Regions from separate parts of the Homo sapiens genome. Here region 2 is linked to region 1. The links are chromatin loops, found by intact Hi-C in ENCODE. Cell type or tissue: adrenal gland. All regions are shown on one strand. Links, peaks and the distances in the headings refer to the core of each region. The heading gives the core; the rest is flanking DNA.

What was found. Peaks named below come from ENCODE experiments on the same cell type or tissue, not always from the same donor. Only the 100,000 strongest peaks of a DNase experiment are listed, where the experiment ranks them.
Region 2: it touches region 1 in a loop (3-fold over the local background); 34 of 110 quality-filtered maps call a loop at or near these places.

Annotation. Positions count from the first base shown.
Region 1 is chr2:9,637,391-9,640,292 of GRCh38, reverse strand. LOC105373418 (a long non-coding RNA gene) reads right to left here and starts at 1,548. Exons shown (of 4, transcript NR_187866.1): 1 at 1,372-1,548. In adrenal gland, for the core only: no CTCF peak of the experiment used is centred there; DNase peaks (open chromatin) are centred at 1,732 and 2,582; H3K27ac peaks cover 2,282 bases.
Region 2 is chr2:9,767,267-9,770,168 of GRCh38, reverse strand. The region is part of intron 2 of LOC100996549 (a long non-coding RNA gene); the gene reads left to right. Among named protein-coding and RNA genes, the nearest start is that of TAF1B, 75 kb to the left of the region's middle. RefSeq lists a silencer at 684-793. In adrenal gland, for the core only: a CTCF peak has its summit at 1,530; DNase peaks (open chromatin) are centred at 503, 680, 1,009 and 1,672.

The DNA of each region.
Region 1 (2,902 bases), core at 200-2,699:
ACTGCAGGGGATGTGCTATTTTCAGGCTGCCCAGCCTCTGAAGCCCCTTCCTTTGTTGGAAGAATTCCCCGCTTTATGAACCTTAGTGGGAAGTGGAGCCCACTTTTCACTTTGAAAGGTGTACATTCCAGATACTTACTCCCCCTAGCTTATCTTGAACCTTGGCGTGGCACGTGACTCGGACCTGGCCAGACACCACAGCCAGGATTTTGAATCTGGAGTGAATGACCCAAAGCAGCAGGGACTGTGGAGAATTCCTTTGTGGGGCAGCAGCAAGGCTTAGTGTCATGGATTTCAAATGAGAGTAGAGGGTCCTGGACCGTGTCGGCGTCCAGGTTCCAGGACCTGGTGCCACGGAGTCAGTGCAGCATGGTCTGATGTCTGCTGTTCAGTGGCAGAAGCAACAGGGATCTCCCTGGGAGAGGTCTGCAGGGTGATTTTGGCCATTGGTTCTAGCTGCACACCCTCCCAGCGCCTGCTCATTCGATAAGCCTGCTTCACCAGCCTTCCTCACAATCAGTAAGAAGTAATAGTCTTATATTCAAATCCACTAGAGTTGGTTTCTTTCGCTTGCAAATAAGGACTCTGATATAGTAATTAATACAGACCAAGCAAGGCCCCTGGAATTCAGGAAAGGGAAGGAAAATATGCATTTTCTGAGCATCTACTAGGTGCTTACTAGTGTTCTACAAAATTCAGCTAATGTTCCTAGATGTGCTTTTTTCCTGGATGCTTTGAGGATCTTGGAGTGATAATTTCATCTGTGCTGCCCAGACCTCTGAGAGTGCAGGGGCTGTCAGAGCCCTGCTTCATCAGCATCATTTCCAGGCCGAGGTTTCAGCATCAGCCTCCAGATCCCAGCCCTGGCAGGGACAGCTTATATGGCAGCTACAACTGTCCAGCAAAGACCCAAGACTGCCTGCTTTGGCCTGGTGAGCTAAATCCTCATTTCACTAACTTCTTGCGTTTTTTATTTTAATCTCTCTCATTTGGTCTCATGTCCTAAATCTCTTGGCTCAAGAAGCGACAAGTTGCTACCTTTTGTCCTCTATTTCAGGAAGTTTGTGTGACGGTTGTAGCAGCTGGATTCCGTCTGAACACATTCCAGCAATTTGTCTGCTGCAGGATCCTTCAGAGTGAGGCTGGCCACATCAGTCTGGTCAGCTGCATCTCTGAGTTTCAGAACCAGGATCAGGGAGTGTGGCTGGGATCGTTTGCATCAATTATAGCAATTGCTGTCCCTAGGCAGAGAGCATCTCATATTAATAGCTGAGTGGGTTGGCAAAACTCCTTTTTTTTCCAGAGGTGACTTTTGATATAACAAACTTTTATGTATTTTGTCTAGATGAATGAGGGCCCCAAATATCTTACCTGGGTTTTCCCTGGTTTAAGGAAATCCAGAAGAGAAATCATCCAAATAAATCAGCGTGATTGATCACATTCAAAAGGGTTCTTTTCTCTCTCTGCAAAAGGTTTCTTCACTGGGTTCTCTTAACTGTCAGGCCTTCTGGTGCAGTTGAGAATTTGTTTACAGAACTGGACATGACTAAGGGGAAGGAGGGCGGTCAGGGGCTGCCTGGATCTTCCAGCCCCTCCCAGCTAGAGTCACGGGTGCCTCCAGCTGTGTGCTGGAGCCTGGCCAGAGCCTGAAGCTGTCCTGACCAGCAGCCTCAGCTCTGTCCTTTGGGCACTGTGCACTGGCCTATGGACTCCTCCTTCCATCCTTTGTGAATTCGTGCATTTGGCCATTGCTTTCTTGGCACCCAGCGTATCTGCCAAGCACTCTGCTAGGCACTGGGGCTACACAGGCAAATCACATGGACGTAGCACGCCCTCTCTGAGATACCTTCAGCTATTGGACAAGTGGACCAGGGGAAGCAACATCAAGTAACTACCTGCTTGGGGAATCCAGGATGGGGGAGCTCACCTAGCTGAGAGGGGCTCAGAGCCCTAGAACACCCCATGGAGAAAGTGCCATTTCCTTGAAGACCTGAGAGATGAGCAGGTAGCCAGGGGAAGATGGCAGCAGAGCAAAGCCCAGAAGAGGCTGAAGCAGAGAGAAGGAATGGAGCCAGGAGAGAAGACAGGAGAGGAGTGGGGGAGCTCCTCACCAGCCTTCCTCCGTGGAGCTTCCTAACAACCCTGCGGGGTAGGACTCTTACTACCATCATCCCCATTTTATAAATGGGGAAACTGAGGCACAGAGCGGCCAGCTGACCTGCCCAAAGTCACATATCTTGTGAGTAGTGCAGCCATGATTTGAACCCAGGTCATCTGGCTCCTGAGTCCAACCACCATGCTGAGCTGCAGCTGAGTAACGGTGAAGGGTTTTAAGTCACAAAGCAAAATGAAGGTCACACTTGCACTTTTCACAGAGCTGCTCCTGCTGAAGGGGTTGAGGGTAGCACAGTGAGTCTCCCAGCATGGCCTGTGCTTTTAAAGTGCCCATGTGCTTGGTGCTGAGCTGGTTAGGGCAGGAGGGGGAGAGGCAGAAGAGTCCTCTGCACCATGGCTGCCTAGCTCTCCTGGCTGGTCACATTCCGACATTGTATCCAGATCCACCTTTTCGGGAGTCAGCCCTGTCCAAAAGCAATTCCAGCACAAACAGAAACACCTGTGCCTTCCTCCCCTTTCCCAGGGGCCCCTCCACTGGGCAGCAGGAAGGATGGAAACACAGACTGGCATGACCTCAGTTGCTGTCCCCACAGGGGTCCCTTTCACTCCATAGCCTTCTGGTGCCTGAGCCCACACTCATGTTTCCCTTCTCTCAACTCCCATAGCACTTATTGTGAGAAGCACACAATCAACTCCTGTGTGCATTGTTCTCTAGCTGTTTTGTGGTCATTCATCTCTTCAACTATCTCGAATTGTCTGGAGATGAGTCATAATTAGGGAGATGATT
Region 2 (2,902 bases), core at 167-2,666, 130 kb before region 1:
CACAGATGTGAAGACCCAGGTTGAGATTCACTGGGCAGGTTGCTCATGGTCCCAGAGTTGGTCGACAGGGACAGGCATCCTGATTTACTGTTTGACTCCCAGTCCTCTGTGATTCCCATTCCACTAGGCTGCAAAGGAGGGACCAGTGGAAAAGAAAGAGAGGTCAGGTGATGCCAGGAGGTGGGGAGAATCAGCTAGACCCTCCTCAGCCGTTTTCCTAAAACCAGCCACGATCCTTAGCTCCCCGCCTCTGCTTGCCCTCCCTGATAGCTTTGCCTTGGCTGTGAGCTCAGCACAGTTGCTGGTGGGGGACAGGAGTGGGAGTGAGTGGCACTGATGGGGGAGGCAGAGGCCCCATAGTCTGTGCTCCCAGCCAAGACCACAAATTCATGACCATTCCAGAGCTCCTCAGCTTCACCCCCACCTCAAGAGCCCCCCCGCTCCCATCCTGGAGCCTCCAGCACTGCCCAGTCCCTCCTGAGATCTGTGGATCTGCGGGCTCAGCAGCCGCCCACACGGAGCTCGCCTGCAGTGCTGCCTCTCTGGCTGTCATCTCCATGGCAACGCCCACCACCCCCGCTCAGGGCCACTGTGCTCTGCGCACCTGAGCCTGACCTTCCTTTCCAGCTGCCCATTTGAGTGCGGGGGGGACACCCACGCACCTGCTCAGGCCAAGACTCAGAGCCCACTCACATGCCTGCCCCCACCCACAGGTCAGAGTGGCAGCATGTGGGCATACACAGGTGTGTGTGGGGGGGGGCATGGGTGTTAAACACACCAACACCTCATTCGAGTCCTTGAGCTTCTGTGAGAGTCTCTGGCACCTGGGGGCCGCCAGCGATGACTAAATGTGTGTGGTATCTGTGTCCCCGGTATGGGTTTGCTTTTGTCAGTGTGCCTGTGCCTCTTGGGGCCTGTGGTGCTTCCTGAGTGTCTGTCTGTATCCCTGGCAGAGTGGCGGAGGCACGGGGGCACCTCCCTGTGTTTGTCAGAGAGGCGGGATGGCAGCCCCTTTTTTTCCACTTCCCCAACGACAGGAACATGACCTGGCTTTGGCCCACTTTCTAGGGACATCCAGGCCCAGCAGTGGCTGAAGGAGACGACTTGGGAGCCATCTTTGCTGGGCTCTCCTCAGGGCAAACAGCTCACCAAGGGCACAATGAGCTTTGGCCCTGGGATCCACGGCATTTTCTCCCAAGGCGCTACCCTGATTCCATTTTCCTAATCAACGAAGGGGAGCCACAGAGGGCCACGGGCAGCACTACAGGGTGCAAGAAGCGTCGTCTCATTCTGTTAACAGCTGGCCGTGCCCCCTTGCACGGGACACAGCTTCCCTGCCTGGTAATGATTCCTTATGAACTCCAGTTCCGACTGTCCAGAAGTCCATCAAATGGTGATTGGCTAAATACTCAGTTCTTTTGACACGAGCCGCCTCCTCTCATCCTCATAATGGCCTCAGCCTCGTGGGCTGTCTCATTCTCCCCAGCTGAGAAGGAGGGAGCCGAAGTGCTGAGGAGTGAGGCCGCAGGGGACGCTGTGGAGACAGGATTCAGCTCCCAAGCCTTTGCTCTTCTCCTGCCTGCTCCCTCCAGCGCTCTGCTCACCTGCCTCTCGGGCCAGATTGGGCCCTCTGTGCTGGCTGCTGCCGCCCAGCCAAACCCCTCCCAATCGCCCTCAGCCACCAAGGCCAGGTGTTGGGGCAGGGAGGGGTGAGCAGTGGCGAAGGGCACCAGCTGCTGTGCTGGGAGGCCCCTGCTTGCCCTTTGCTACCGACAGGGCTTGAGATCAAGGGGAAAGTATCAGAAGGGAAAGGCAAAAGGCAGGCAAAGCTGTCCGGCTCCTCCTGGCTGGTGGGGAATGATGCATTGAGTTCTGAGATCAAGGGCTTCATTAGGGATCAGGCCAGGCATGTAGGACAACATAAGACCAAGGTCCTCAGAGTTGGATTCAAGGAGGTGGGAAAGAGAAGGAGGGGAGCCCCGGCTGACAGGTACAGGGACTGGGGTTCAGAGGCCGGCTCTCCTGTTCCACGAGGAGCACAAGGTGTGTGTATTCACGCATGCGTTCACACAAAAAGGGGAACTCGTCAAGTCCAACTCACTCACAGATACCCTCTGCAATGTCAGAACAATAACCGAGGCACGACCTTGCGTCGAGAGCTCAGGGTGGGAGGGACCGATCCTTCCCTAGGGGATGGGGGAGCCACAGACCAGGGAGGTCAGAAGAGGAGGGAGCACGCGAGCTACTTGTGGACGTGGTGGGGGACCTGGAGGGTCCACACACCGGGGCAGAGAGCTCCAGGCTGAAGGACGGCACAAGCAGAGGCAGGGGGCTGACAGAGCTGAGGCAGGTGGGTGAGAGGGGACCTGGCTCTGAAGCACAAGCAGAGCTTCTCAGATCTCGGGGACCTTCCTGACTCAGCAGAGTTGGGGGGCCTGAGCCTCTGCATTTCTAACAGGCTCTCAGGTGATGCTGATGTGCTGGTTTAGGGACCACACTTTGAGCTGCAAGGGTGTGGGCTGAGATGTCAGACTGTCTGGGTTTGAATTTGGATCTGTCCCCTGTTGTCTGTGCTAGTGGGCAAGTGATGACCTCCTCCTCCTGCCTGAGTTCCCTCACTTATAATATGCAGATAATCATAATAATAATGCTTACTTCAAGGGGGTGATTGTGGGGACGAAGAGGCAAATACAGTTGACTTTTGAACAACAGCGGGGATTAGGGGACACTGGCCCCCACCCCCATGGAGTTGAATATCCATGTGAAGGCTGGCGCAGTGGTTCACACCTGTAATCCCAGCACTTTGGGAGGCTGAGGTGAGAGGATCACTTGAGCCCAGGAGTTGAAGACCAGCCTAGGCAACATAGGGAGACCCTGTCTCTACAAACAGTAGAATAAAAAC